Linked DNA regions of Homo sapiens: regions 1 and 3 are each linked to region 2. A link is a contact called in ENCODE Hi-C or POLR2A ChIA-PET data. All regions are on one chromosome and are shown on one strand. Each heading gives the region's core, a stretch centred on a gene start or an enhancer-like site at or near the end of the contact. The rest is flanking DNA. Distances are from core to core; before and after follow the strand shown. Region 1 overlaps CABLES1 (Cdk5 and Abl enzyme substrate 1). Region 2 holds the start of ESCO1 (establishment of sister chromatid cohesion N-acetyltransferase 1). Region 3 holds the start of RMC1 (regulator of MON1-CCZ1).

What was found. A loop is a pair of places that touch in the nucleus more often than their neighbours do. ChIA-PET counts read pairs that join two places held with the same protein, here RNA polymerase II (POLR2A). Pooled maps may share reads with other maps.
Region 1: a loop to region 2 is called in a map with no recorded cell type, with 9 times the contacts of the local background. The contact joins the enhancer-like site here to the promoter of ESCO1 in region 2. A Hi-C loop is called at or near these places in 4 of 37 single-sample maps with no recorded cell type and 6 of 50 pooled maps. POLR2A ChIA-PET finds 5 or more read pairs at or near these places in 1 of 52 experiments (OCI-LY7).
Region 3: a loop to region 2 is called in a map of CD4-positive, alpha-beta T cell, with 8 times the contacts of the local background. The contact joins the promoter of RMC1 here to the promoter of ESCO1 in region 2. A Hi-C loop is called at or near these places in 1 of 168 maps with a recorded cell type or tissue (CD4-positive, alpha-beta T cell), 2 of 37 single-sample maps with no recorded cell type and 7 of 50 pooled maps.

Annotation. Positions count from the first base shown.
Region 1 is chr18:23,230,277-23,234,441 of GRCh38, reverse strand. The region is part of intron 4 of CABLES1 (Cdk5 and Abl enzyme substrate 1); the gene reads right to left. Among named protein-coding and RNA genes, the nearest start is that of CABLES1, 97 kb to the right of the region's middle. RefSeq lists enhancers at 2,372-2,421, 2,542-2,701. Within about 2 kb of position 2,466, at least 22 of the 41 ENCODE cell types and tissues checked have a DNase peak (open chromatin) inside an H3K27ac peak, as active enhancers do; they include OCI-LY7, where a contact is called at or near this core.
Region 2 is chr18:21,598,778-21,602,567 of GRCh38, reverse strand. It overlaps ESCO1 (establishment of sister chromatid cohesion N-acetyltransferase 1), which reads left to right and starts at 1,864. Exons shown (of 12, transcript NM_052911.3): 1 at 1,864-1,945. RefSeq lists enhancers at 235-314, 1,639-2,158, 3,226-3,520.
Region 3 is chr18:23,501,808-23,505,794 of GRCh38, reverse strand. It overlaps RMC1 (regulator of MON1-CCZ1), which reads right to left and starts at 2,284. Exons shown (of 20, transcript NM_013326.5): 1 at 2,075-2,284; 2 at 1,348-1,424. The coding sequence starts at 2,176. RefSeq lists enhancers at 1-327, 1,573-1,672 and a silencer at 1,923-2,572.

The DNA.
Region 1 (4,165 bases), core at 1,217-3,716, 1.6 Mb before region 2:
TTGTTGCAACCACTTTGACATAAATGAAATCCAACTGAACAGAAAGCCTGAAGATGAAGCTGATGGTTTACAGACATCCCTCCCTCTTCCATGAGGCCCCTTATATTCCTAGAGACGGCCAATGAACATGAGGCCAGAGAGCATTCCCTGGGCATCGTGGGACCACAGTTTGCTGGGATCTAGCTGCTGGGTTCTTTCTTTCTTTGTTTTTTTGTTTTGTTCTGAGACGGAGTTTCACTCTTGTTGCCCAGGCTGCAATGCAATGGCACGATCTCGGCTGACTGCAACTTCTGCCTCCCAGGTTCAAGCGATTCTTCTGCCTCAGCCTCCTGAGTAGCTGGGATTACAGGCGCGCACCACCACGGCCGGCTAATTTTTTGTATTTTTAGTACAGACGGGGTTTCACTATGTTGGCCAGGCTGGTCTCAAACTCCTGACCTCAGGTGATCCACCCATCTCAGCCTCCCAAAGTGCTGGGATTACAGGCGTGAGCCACAGCAGCCAGCCTGGGTTCTTTCTAATGCTGCATGAGACCACCTCTCCTTGCTGCTCCCCTTTCTTAGGAGAAATGAATTCTTATCCTAAACACCTACTGGGTTTATTGTTGGTGATGAAAGAATTAATGCCACAGTAGTCACTTCTACCTTGACAGACCACCTAGAAAATGAATATCTTTTAATAGAGGAATAATCTCTAGTAATAACAAGTAATCATTCATTCATTCATTCAGGGATGAAGCCTTGCTCTGTTGCTCAGGATGGAGTACAGTGGTGTGATCATGGCTCACTGTAGCCTCAAACTCTTGGGCGCAAGCCATCCTCCCGTCTTGGCCTCCTAAAGTGCTGGGATTACAGGTGTGAGCTACCATGCCTGGCCAAACAAGCATTTATTTAGCACTTTACTATTTCCAAAGACTCACACATCATTTCTTTGGTTCTTTAAGATGACCCTATGAGAAAGGTACTACTATTTTGATCCAATTTACAGAGGAGGAAACTGAGGCCCTTGGGAGATTGCCAAGGTCACCAGGACGGTAGGTTGGAGAGTTCATCCAATGTCATTTCTAGTACATCACATTGCCGTGGAGATGCAAGATGGACCTATGCTCAGGTGTAACTGCTCACACCTCAAAGGACCACACCCTTCCCCTACGGTAATTTTTAAAATTTGCCACATATCAGAATTGTACGGGGATCTCTGACAAACTGTTATCTGGCTCCCACCCCCAGGCAGTTGGCATGGGCTGTGACCTGGACACCAGGAGTTTTAAACACTCCCCAGGCGATTCTAAACTGCAGCCATGTTTGGGAATGACCAGGTCTTCATGTTCTGACATCCAGTGCCTGTTAGTCAAAGGCACCTCAGACCCACAGCATACTTGCTGTGTGGCCTGGATGGAGGGACCATATTCAGGGGTCATCTCCTACAACCTATGCAAGAACGAATATAAGGCAGGGGCAAATTGCTCCCAGCCAAAGACAAAGTCATCAGGTAAGAAGAGAGGAGGGAGCCAAGCGAGTGGTGAGAAGAGAAGGGAAAAAAGCTATCCTCCAATATAGAAAAAAAAACAGGGATGCTCTGATTCTGTTGAGCCATCATCCTAGTCTCTGGGCATTACATGAATGAGCCGGCTCCCTTATCCTACCCATAATGTGGAGTCTAATTAACAGAAATGCCCAAGACCTTCTGTGCCCAGTAAGTGCTGCATTTCCACAGCAGGCTTCCTGGGAGGCCATGGTAGTGCCACCCTCAAAACATCTCTGGAGTCCCGTTCAGAATCGACACCAAAGTCATGCAGAAGAAAGCCAACAACCAACTCTGTTCACACCCACAAGACCGTCTGCCCTACTGCTGCAGCTGCTATGCAGGCACCCCAGGGCGATTCTCAAAAGGCTTCTTAAAGCAATTAAGGATGGAGATGATGAATGCACAGGGGCACTGGCATAGGGAAGTGCCTACAAAGCAAAAACGTGAACAAGGCAATGAAGCAAAAATACCTGCGGTGGGCAGGGAGGGAGGGGACTGACCACATGCAGAGCAGGACAAAAACAGCAGTGTCTTCCTTTTCATTCAAGGACCAGCAGCTCAGTTCCATGGGCTTCCTACTTTTCCAAAGCCAAAGCCAGCAAGCATGGTCTTCAAATTCCCAACTCCCAAATAATTTTCTCCTTGTTTCCATTTTGCCAGATGGAGAATGTTACTTAGGGCTGAAATTAAGAGAGAAGTAGGGAATATCTTTTTGGAGTGAGTAGGCCAAGGGAAATAAGGAGAATTCCAATAAGCCCATACTGAGAGGGTTCTCAGATGGAGAGCTGGCTGCAGGCAGGGGCAGTCTCAGTCCATTTTCATATCCTGTCTATACAACGTCTGATATGTAACGAACTATTTACTGAGCTGAGCTAGTGTGGCTCTTTGCTGTCTCGCCGGTACTGGTACATGCAGATGGCATGAAACTTGGGTGATTTTCCACTGTGCCCCTTTTCATCTGTCTTCAATTTGCTCACAGGCTCACTGCTTCCCCGGGGCAGCCTTGTCCTGGCCAGCTGTCTGCCTGCCGCCAAATGTGCACATCACACATCACAGTTAACAGAACCAAACCAGTCGCGCCTCTTCCACACTCCCCTTCTTGGCATTTCCTCCAAAGGAAATGAAGCCCTAACAAAAAAAAAATATAGTCATGTGCTCGTATAAAGTCCAAGATTCTATTCCATGAGATAAAACCCAAACCCATTTAAAGAAACAGGGATTCTTAGAAACAGGGATTCCAGTGGATTGTCCAAGCGTCTCAGCGACACTTGGGACCACAAGAAAGACGGGCAAGGCTCCACCAACCCTACCCACAGAACTGGTCCCTCGAGAAATAACGTGACTCACTGCAGTCACCACTTCCCCCTGGCTTTCTACTTACGTCATTCTACTTTCTAAATTGCTAAGGCTAAGCCGAGTAAGAAAATAAGCAAGAATAGTGGGGCCACCCTCAACTGCTACTGGAGACACGTGAGGCTTGTTACAGACCAGTGCCACGCAACAGAACTTCCTGTGATGACGGAGATGGTCCTTATCTACCGTGTTCCATACGATGGTTACGTGTGGCAACTAAGTGCTTGAAATGTGAACAGTTGACTGAGAAACTGAATTTTTATTTAATTTTAATTAATTTAAATGTAAATTGCCACATGTGGCTAGTGACTACTAAGACCCAGTGCTTCCTTGGCAGGACTTTTGCTACCCTTATTTTATAAGTTCCTATGGCAAGATAATATAGTCATAGATACTCAGTGACATGGATTTGGTCTCCCAGTTTTCTTCCCAAGAGTGGCCTATTTTCTGCCTATTGCCTCTGGGGATGTTTAAATTACAGGCCACTGCAGAGGGAGCAGCAGTGCAAGATTCTCCTAAGTCGGAAGGGAAATGACCATGGGGTCCATGATCAAATGGGACCCATGCCTTGCACCATCAGCACCCCAAGAACAGGGCTCCCAGCCATGATAAAGATTCGTAATTCACATCTGGCACAGAGCAGCAGATCTTTTTGCCTGGAGGGGTCACGGGGCGGGTGTGACAGTTTTGGCAGTGCTAGGGCAACCAAAGGAACAACAACCAGCATGTGTTCCCCAAATCCTAGGCATTACAGTAGGTTCCAGGCCCTTCTTTGCACAATACTGGAGATGGGGAGGGAGGAATGCCCAGTGAAAAGTGAGTCTCAATTTCCCCTCAGCCTTGTAGAAGGGGGGTTTACAGTTCATATTAAGTAGATTTAAAAAGAAGAAATGAGGTATTTCTTGTACGCCAAAGCTAGTCACACTTCAAAACTTCGCTGATACAGTAATAAATATCATCTCAGCTCTAGAACACTGACAGCTTCGTGATGGCAGAGGGCAACTTTTCCACGCTTTTCCTCCCTCAGATTCAGGGAGAGGTTATCACTAACTTCAGGGCTACCATTTTGCTGGCCTGGAATTAAGAGCATACACGTACAGGCGTGGGCATAGTCAGCCGTCCACAGAAAACAAAACAGATCTCATTTCTAACAATGTCAGTTTCTTATAGGTTTTTTTTGTTTTTGTTTTGAGATGGAGTCTTGCTCTGTCACCCAGGCTGGAGTGCAGTGGTGCGATCTCAGCTCACTGCAAGCTCCGCCTCCTGGGTTCATGCCATTCTCCTG
Region 2 (3,790 bases), core at 615-3,114:
AGATGAATTGTCAGAAAAACATCAGGTTTGACAAACTTAGAGCACATTTTGGTTGTACTTGGCTTCAAAGAAGGAGGGCAGGAAGGGGAAAACCCATTTATGATCACCTCTTCCCATTCTGAAATGCAGAAGTACCGAACTAGCCTCACAGTTCCGCAAATAAGCAAAGGGTAGCACAGAACATATGTTCAAAAGCAGTCTAGTAGCCGGAGCAGTGGCTTAGGCCTGTAGTCCCAGCGCTTTGGGAAGCCAAGGAGAGAAGAGAGGATCACTTGAGGCCAGGAGTTCGAGATCAGCCTGGGCTGGTCTCAGTGAGACCTTATCCCTACAAAATATAAAAAAATTAGCCTGGCGGCCGGGCGCGGTGGCTTACGCCTGTAATCCCAGCACTTTGGGAGGCCGAGGCAGGTGGGATCACAAGGTCAGAAGTTCGAGACCAGCCTGGCCAAGATGGTGAAACCCCGTCTCTACTAAAAATAAAAAATTAGCCGGGCATGGTGGCAGGCACCTGTAGTCCCAGCTACTCAGGAGGCTGAGGCAGGAGAATTCCTTGAACCTGGGAGGCGGAGGTTGCAGTGAGCCGAGATCGTGCCATTGCACTCTAGCCTGGGTGACAAGAGTGAGACTCCATCTCAAAAAAAAAAAAAAAAATTAGCCTGGCATGGTGTCGTGGGCTTCATACATGCAGTTCTCAGGGAGGCTGAGGCAGGTGGGATCGCTTGAGCCCAAGTCGAGGCTGCAGTGAGCCGTTACTGTGCCACTGCACACCAGCCAGGGCTACACAGCAAGATCCTTCCTGTCACAAAAGAAAGAAGTGTGGGAACCATGAATCCTAGTGATAGAATCTTGGATTCTATCTCTAGAGGCGTCCAAGAGCGAGCCAAAGCTTTGTCTGAACACTCAGTCTGACTAAGTCTAGCAGAATATTTTACAATTTCTGATGATTCTTGCACTCTGATACACAGGAAGAAAGTGTGCAAGGAGAGGGCGAAGCCCTGCATTTTTTGGAGGTGCTGGAGGGCAGTGTAGGGACTGCACCCTCCTTTTTTTTTTATTTGAGACAGGGTCTCACTCGTCCAGACTAGAGTGCAGTGGCCCAGTCTCAGCTCACCACAACCTCCGCCTCCCAGGCTCAAGGGATTCTCCCGCCTCAGCCTCTCGAGTAGCTGGGATTACAGTCGCACGCCACTACCACCCGGCTAATTTTTGTATTTCTAGTAGAGACGGGGTTTCACCATGTTGGCCATGTTGGCCAGGCTGGTCTCGAACTCCTAACCTCAAATGATCCACCCGCCTCTGCTTCCCAAAGTGCTGGGATTACAGGCGTGAACCACCGCGCCCGGCCCCACCCTCCTTCTTTACATTGGCTCATATGGAAGACCAAAGGCACTTGGATTATACATCGCAGACAGAAGCAGCCAAAACCTACATGGCAACCAGTTGCGACAAATTTCCAAGGTAAACCACAACCGCTGGGGGCCTGGGTGGTTTTCAGCTCAAAGCGATGACCCCAGGAACGACAAGCGGCCGCCGCTAGGGGGCGCCGCCACTTCCCTGCCAGGCGACCACCCGCGGAGGCGCGCGCGCTAGGCCTCCCACCGCGCCTGCGCTGAGGATGGACACTAGCTCGCCTTTCCTCGACGCCCAGCCGTCCGGGCCGGGGTGAAAAACTGCGTGACACGCAGTGAGCGTGGCGGCCATCTTCGTCTTCTGGGCACGTCAGCTGAGCCGGTTAGGGCTGAAGAGGAGCGTTGCGCAAGCGCACCCAAGACGGTCACAGGTAACTCCCATCTGACGAGCGAGGCGTCGCCGTCGTCGCCGGAAGTTTGGTGTTTGCGCCGCGGGGGAGGCGGCGGCCGCAGCAGAAGCAGCTGAGTGTCTCCTGATACCCGGATGTGAGGCGATCCGCTGGCGCTAGTCTGACCCTCCGCCAGGCAAAAGGAAGGTACGCGAGCGTCCCTGACGGTCCCCGCCGCCTGTGTCTTCACCTCTCTTTTGCCAGCCCCTTCAGGGAGCGGACAGTTCTCCCTCTTCCTGTTCCACCCTCGGTGGCGTGTTGCCTCGCACGCCCCTTCCTACTGCTCCGGTCCCAGCTCTTCGCGCCCCTGGGAGGGAGGTGGGAGGCTCTAGGCTCCAAGACGCCGTCGCTTGAGGTAGGCAGCTAACGTGCTCGCGTGTCCGCGCACCACCTGCCGCTGTTTGCTGGGCGGTCGAAGTTCATAAGGGGTCGTGACCGCCGACGGGGCAGGGCCGGAGTTCCCAGCACTGCCGCGAGGGCTCCGGGAGCCCCGAGGTGGCGCGCAGCCATTGCTAGCACCGGGGCAGCGCCAGTGCTGGTCCCGCAGGTAGCTCCGGGCCCCGTCTCCGCCCCCTGCGTTTTCTCTTCCCGGCGCTTCACCGGAGCCAGTCCCTCGCCGCCTCCTGGCGCAACCCGCTGACCCGGCCTGAGCCTGGAGGCCTCTGCAGTTTGCGGGGCGCGATGTGGGGTCTTGGTTTTACAGCCTTCAGTTTGGGAGGGGAGCGGGCCCAAGGTCATAGAGTAACTCATGCTGCAAATGGGGGTCTCGGCACAGGTAGGGCGGCTCTGGAGTAGAAATGAGTGCATTGAGGGCCGCAGTGAAGTTTATAGCGATGGAGAGAGGCGAACCAAAGAGAATTGGGTCCTCGATTTTTATCACGGGTTAAGATTATTTTACTATGGGGGTTTATTTTGCACAGGCAGAATGGGATAGCAAGTCCAACAATTCGAAGACTACCTCCTCTCCCTCCGCCTCTCAATGATGCGTCCGAAAATCCGGCGTGTGCTTTATTTTCCGGGGCGATGGGGACGCAGCGGGGACCAGGGGAGGGAGGAAGAGGAGGAGGAAGGAGCTCAAGCTTTGCGATTTGAGAAGTACTATGAACCATGTTTTCTGTAGTCTTAGCTGCAATGAGATTCCTTTAAACAGGAATCGCAGCACACAGTATCTAGATAGTATTACAAAACGATATCTCAATAAATAAGCTTCGCAGGAAACAAAAGCGCTACTTGGTGGCATAAGGTGTGGTTAGTCCCCCCACCAGCATTGGCTTTTTTAAAAAAGTGGATAAAACATAGATTTCAGTTGAAAACATCCAGGTTGCAGTGAACTATGCTATATTCACTTTGTCTTCTGGTCAAGTACTTAGTTTCTGCTTTACACAGGACACCAACACGAATAAAGTTTTAAGTTATTATTTTATTTTGAGACGGGGTCTCGCTCTGTCGCCCAGACTGGATTGCAGTGGTGTAATCACTGTTCACTGCAGCCTTGACCTCCCTCCCCGGCCCCAAGCAATCCTCCCACCTCCGCCTCCCTGAGTGGCTGAGACTACAGGCGTCCGCTACCATGTTAGGCTAAGTTTTCTATTTGTTGTTGAGACGGCGTTTCGCCATGTTGCCCAGGCTGGTCTCGAACTCCTGGGATCAAGTGATCACCTGGGCCTCCAAAAGTGCTGGGATTACAGGCCTGAGCCACTGTGCCTGGTGAATTTTTTTTTTTTTTTGAAAAGCAAAAAATCTAATCAATGGAATTAGACATGGGAGTAGGATGAGAAGTGCTTTAAAACGTGCTTAATTTGGAAGTCGCAAATTCAGGCCTAGAGCATGTGAGGAAATGAGGAAACTAGGACTGTAATAGAGCCACTTTTTCCCTTTTAGGCAGAATGCAGAGTATCACTGTTGGGTCAGATATGTGACTTTGGAAGCACAATTCCAAAATTTGTCCTGGCTTACGAGCTAGAACTCCTTTATCATTGCTAACTGAGGAAA
Region 3 (3,987 bases), core at 1,035-3,534, 1.9 Mb before region 2:
TTTCCACACCCAACCGACCCCCGGGTCTTACGAGAGACCCATCTTCCTAAGTATCCCTTGATTGCCTATGCAATGCCACTCTACACCACCAGAGCGCTGCTCTTCACCACACATGGCTCGCTGATTGCTACTCTCCATAGCATCCCTAACTCTGACAGGCTCCCAACTAAGCCAGCCTCCGTGCTGTGAACAGCATGATCTTGCCAAACACTGACATGATCATCCCACACCCCACCTGATAAGTTTCAATAAGAAGATAAAGCTCTAATTTCATAGGAGAATATGTAAGGTTCAAGCTGGCCCCTGCCAGTGGCCACACCACCACCATTTCCCCTTCCCTGTGGAGACACCCTATGTAACCTTCAGTTACACAGACCCAGAGTTCCCCAAAACACCATGCTCGAACCCCATCCATACTTTAAAACCTTGCTCAGGCCGGGTGCAGCGGCTCATGCCTGTAATCCTAGCACTGTGGGAGTCTGAGGCGGGCGGATCGTTTTGAGGTCAGGAGTTCGAAACCAGCCTGGCCAACACGGTGAAACCCCATCTCTACTAAAAATACAAAAAAAATTAGCCGGGCGTGGTGGTGGGCGCCTCTAATCCCAGCTACTTGGGAAGCTGAAGCAGGAGAATCACTTGAACCTGGGAGGCGGAGGTTGCAGTCAGCCAAGATCGCACCACTGCACTCCACCCTGGGGAACAGAGGGAGGCTCCCTCTCAAAAAAGGACAGTTTCTCATTAACACAGACCAACAGTAAAATTTTTTAAGTCACTACTGAATTGAGGGCCTACATTATACTTTCACCTTCTGTAAGCACCAGTGTTACAGTGGCCAGATAGCTTATCATCCAAATCGAGACACTTCTGAAAGTGAAAGGCCCTGCTGTTGATCATTAAACCTGTTCAACAGTGCGAACTGGGACTATGCAGTCACCTTAAGTATAGTGGAAGCCATGATTTTCTTGTATTATTACATGAGAAACAATGAATCTCCTCCACCTGCCACTCTGGAAAGACCTGGGCTAAAGAAATGAACGCCCTCCTCTGTGAACAAACCAGAAATGGGCACATCATCACGCTGACTTGTTAATTTCCAGTGCTAGGAAGTGGCTGCCCCACTTTTGAAGTATTTGGCTCCCAAATCAACTGCTCCAGATATTCCACTCTGACAAGAGGTGCTAGTAAGTGCCACGAAGACCCTCCCTACAGACAGGAATTCCATGTGCGCACACAGACTTCAGGCCTCTTAGGGCAGACCAAATGACAAAATTATAAAAAACCATTTGAATTAGAAAAACATCATTCTGTTTACATGACAAAATGATCTGAAAGTGTCTATACCATTACCTAAATGAGATGGGATTCCTATCATCTGGGCCTTTAACTACCACGCCAGTAGCTCCACCAGATCGAACAGCAAAAACCTGAGAGGGAAAAGCAGCAAGGTTAACAGCCTGAACTCTGAAAGGATCTAAACTCAGAAGCCAACCCGCAAGCGATTATTTCTGTTATACACCACCCTGGGTTCAACTAAAGTAACACGGCACATATCAAGGTACAGATGTTTGGCTGCTCAGGTGAATTTTAAAAACCAAGAGCAGAGAGCGAAAAGGATGCCACCGTGACACCGGGTCGGGTTCCCGAGGCTCCAAGTTCTAACACCGGTTCGCGCATCGGCGCCGCTGATACGCCTGAAGTACAGTCTTTTCCCCCTTTACAAAATTTCAAGGAAAATGAAAATCTCGACGTCTAAACCCTTGACTACGAGTGTAACTAATGACAAACACAACAAAAGAAGCCTAGATAAGACGGGCGCGCCAACAATTGAGACACTGGCCACGGGGCCACTGCATCCGCGCAGCTGGCTCGGGGGTCCAGCCCCGAGGTCACCTGCGAGGACACCTGGCCGCGGCTGAGCCCACCCAACAAGGAAGGAGCGCGCGCCGCCTCCCGCGCTGGGACGGGACGGGACAGGACAGGAGGGGACGCTCGGGCCTGGTCGCGCGGGACCGGCCTTGGCGCGCCCACGACCCCGGCAGGGCCGCGCGGGGGAGGAAGCGCGGGCGCGCCGGACCTGCTTGTTGGCCTCATCGAAGAAGACGCAGTTGACAGGGTTCGCCTTCTCGAACTGCACCGGCCGCTCGCACAGCTCCAGATAGTAGTCCTCCTCGCCCATGGCGGGCGCCGCGCCCGCGGCGGGGGCCCCGGGGGCGGTCGCCAGAGTGGAGCAGGATGCGCGGTGGAGCCCGGCCCGGACTGTAGCGGCGGCTGCGGCTGCGGCTCTGGGCCCGGCGCGGACGCCGCTTCCTGGTGCCACGCCCCCACCCCGCCCACCACGTGACCCGCGGCCCTCTGCGCTTAAACGGGCAGCGTCTGGCTGCGGTGGGGCCCACCGGCCTTAACCACGCCCCGCCCGGCGCTGGAGGCTCCTCCCCTCTCCCCGAGGGCGGTCGGAACGCGGCGGCGTGACCCGGAAGCCCGCGTGGTTCCCCGCGGACCGAGGGCGGCGTAGCCGCCAACCCTACCCTGCTGCGAGTTCCTGTGCCCGGCTCGGTCGCCCCTGCCCCAACCTGTACCCCCGCGTGGGACCGCTCCCGGTCTAGGAAAGGCTCCTCCTTGCTTTCGGGAGGATTTCCCAAGTGCCTCCCGCGCCAGAGTTCCAGCCTCTGGGAGCTTCGTCAGGGAGAAGGGGCTGAAGGCTCACTGAGCAGGTGTAGGGGCGCCAGAGACCGTCTCCAGTCCCCTCAGCGCTTCTGCGGGCTCTTCCGCTGGAGCCAGAAACCGAATTGACAAGAGGCAGATAAACAAAAGAAAAGCATACACACTTTATTAGTTTTTCATGGGGACCTTCAAAAGAGAGTGAGGTCTGAAGAAGTGGCCACAGCAAGATGCTTTTATACTTTTTAGACAAAGAATGATGCATTTGAGAAGAAAGCACAAAAGGCATCTGGCTGGGGCGATACATTTCTAAGAGAGTCACTAGGAGAAATATTGGGGAGGGTGTAAAATTAGTGGAAGGTAAGTGTTACTTGGGAAGTTCATTTATTCAGGTCCATTGCAGCCCCAACTCCCAGTCTCTGGTGATAAGGGCTATTTTCTGACCCGGGTACAGAGAGGGTGCCACTCCCAGAGGAATCTTTACTGCTTATTCCCTGTAGGAAACGACAGGTCATCTAGCCCTTTCTGAAACTACAATTTCTCCGGTGTTTTTAGCTCAAAATAATATACCAATTTTTGGACATATTTTGGGATAGCACATCCTTCACTCCTTGCTAGTAACAGGGAAACCTAATATAGATTGTGGGTCAGCAAGCCTTTTTACTTGATAAGAAACATGAAATTTACCATGTTAGCCCCTCTTTTTTTGTTTGTTTCAGAGACAGAGTGTCTCTGTGCCCAGGCTGGAGAGCAGTGATGCGAACACGGCTCACTGCAGTCTCAACCTCCCATCTCAGCCTCACAAGTAGCTGGGACCACGGGTGCATGCCACCACACCTGGCTCATTTTTTTATTATTATGCTTTGTAGAGACAGCGTTCTCTGTTGCCCAGGCTGGTCTCAGACTCCTGGCCTCAAGTGATTCTCTCGCTGACCGTGCTCAGCCCCCATGTTAACCCTTTATTTTTATTGTTTATTTTATTTTATTTTGAGACGGAATTTCGTTCTTGTTGCCCAGGCTGGAGTGCAATGGCCCTGTCTCGGTTCACTGCAACCTCCACCTCCCGGGTTCAAGCGATTCTCCCGCATCAGCCTCCCAAGTAGCTGGGATTACAGGCACCTGCCACCATGCCCAGCTAATTTTTTTGTGTGTATTTTTAGCAGAGACCGGGTTTCACCATGTTGGCCAGGCTGGTCTCCAACTCCTAACCTCAGGTGATCTGCCCACCTTGGCCTCCCACAGTGATGAGATTACAGGCATGAGCCACCGCGCCCGGCCCCGTGTTAACCCTTTTTGAGGTGTTCAGTAGTATCAGGCATATTCACATTA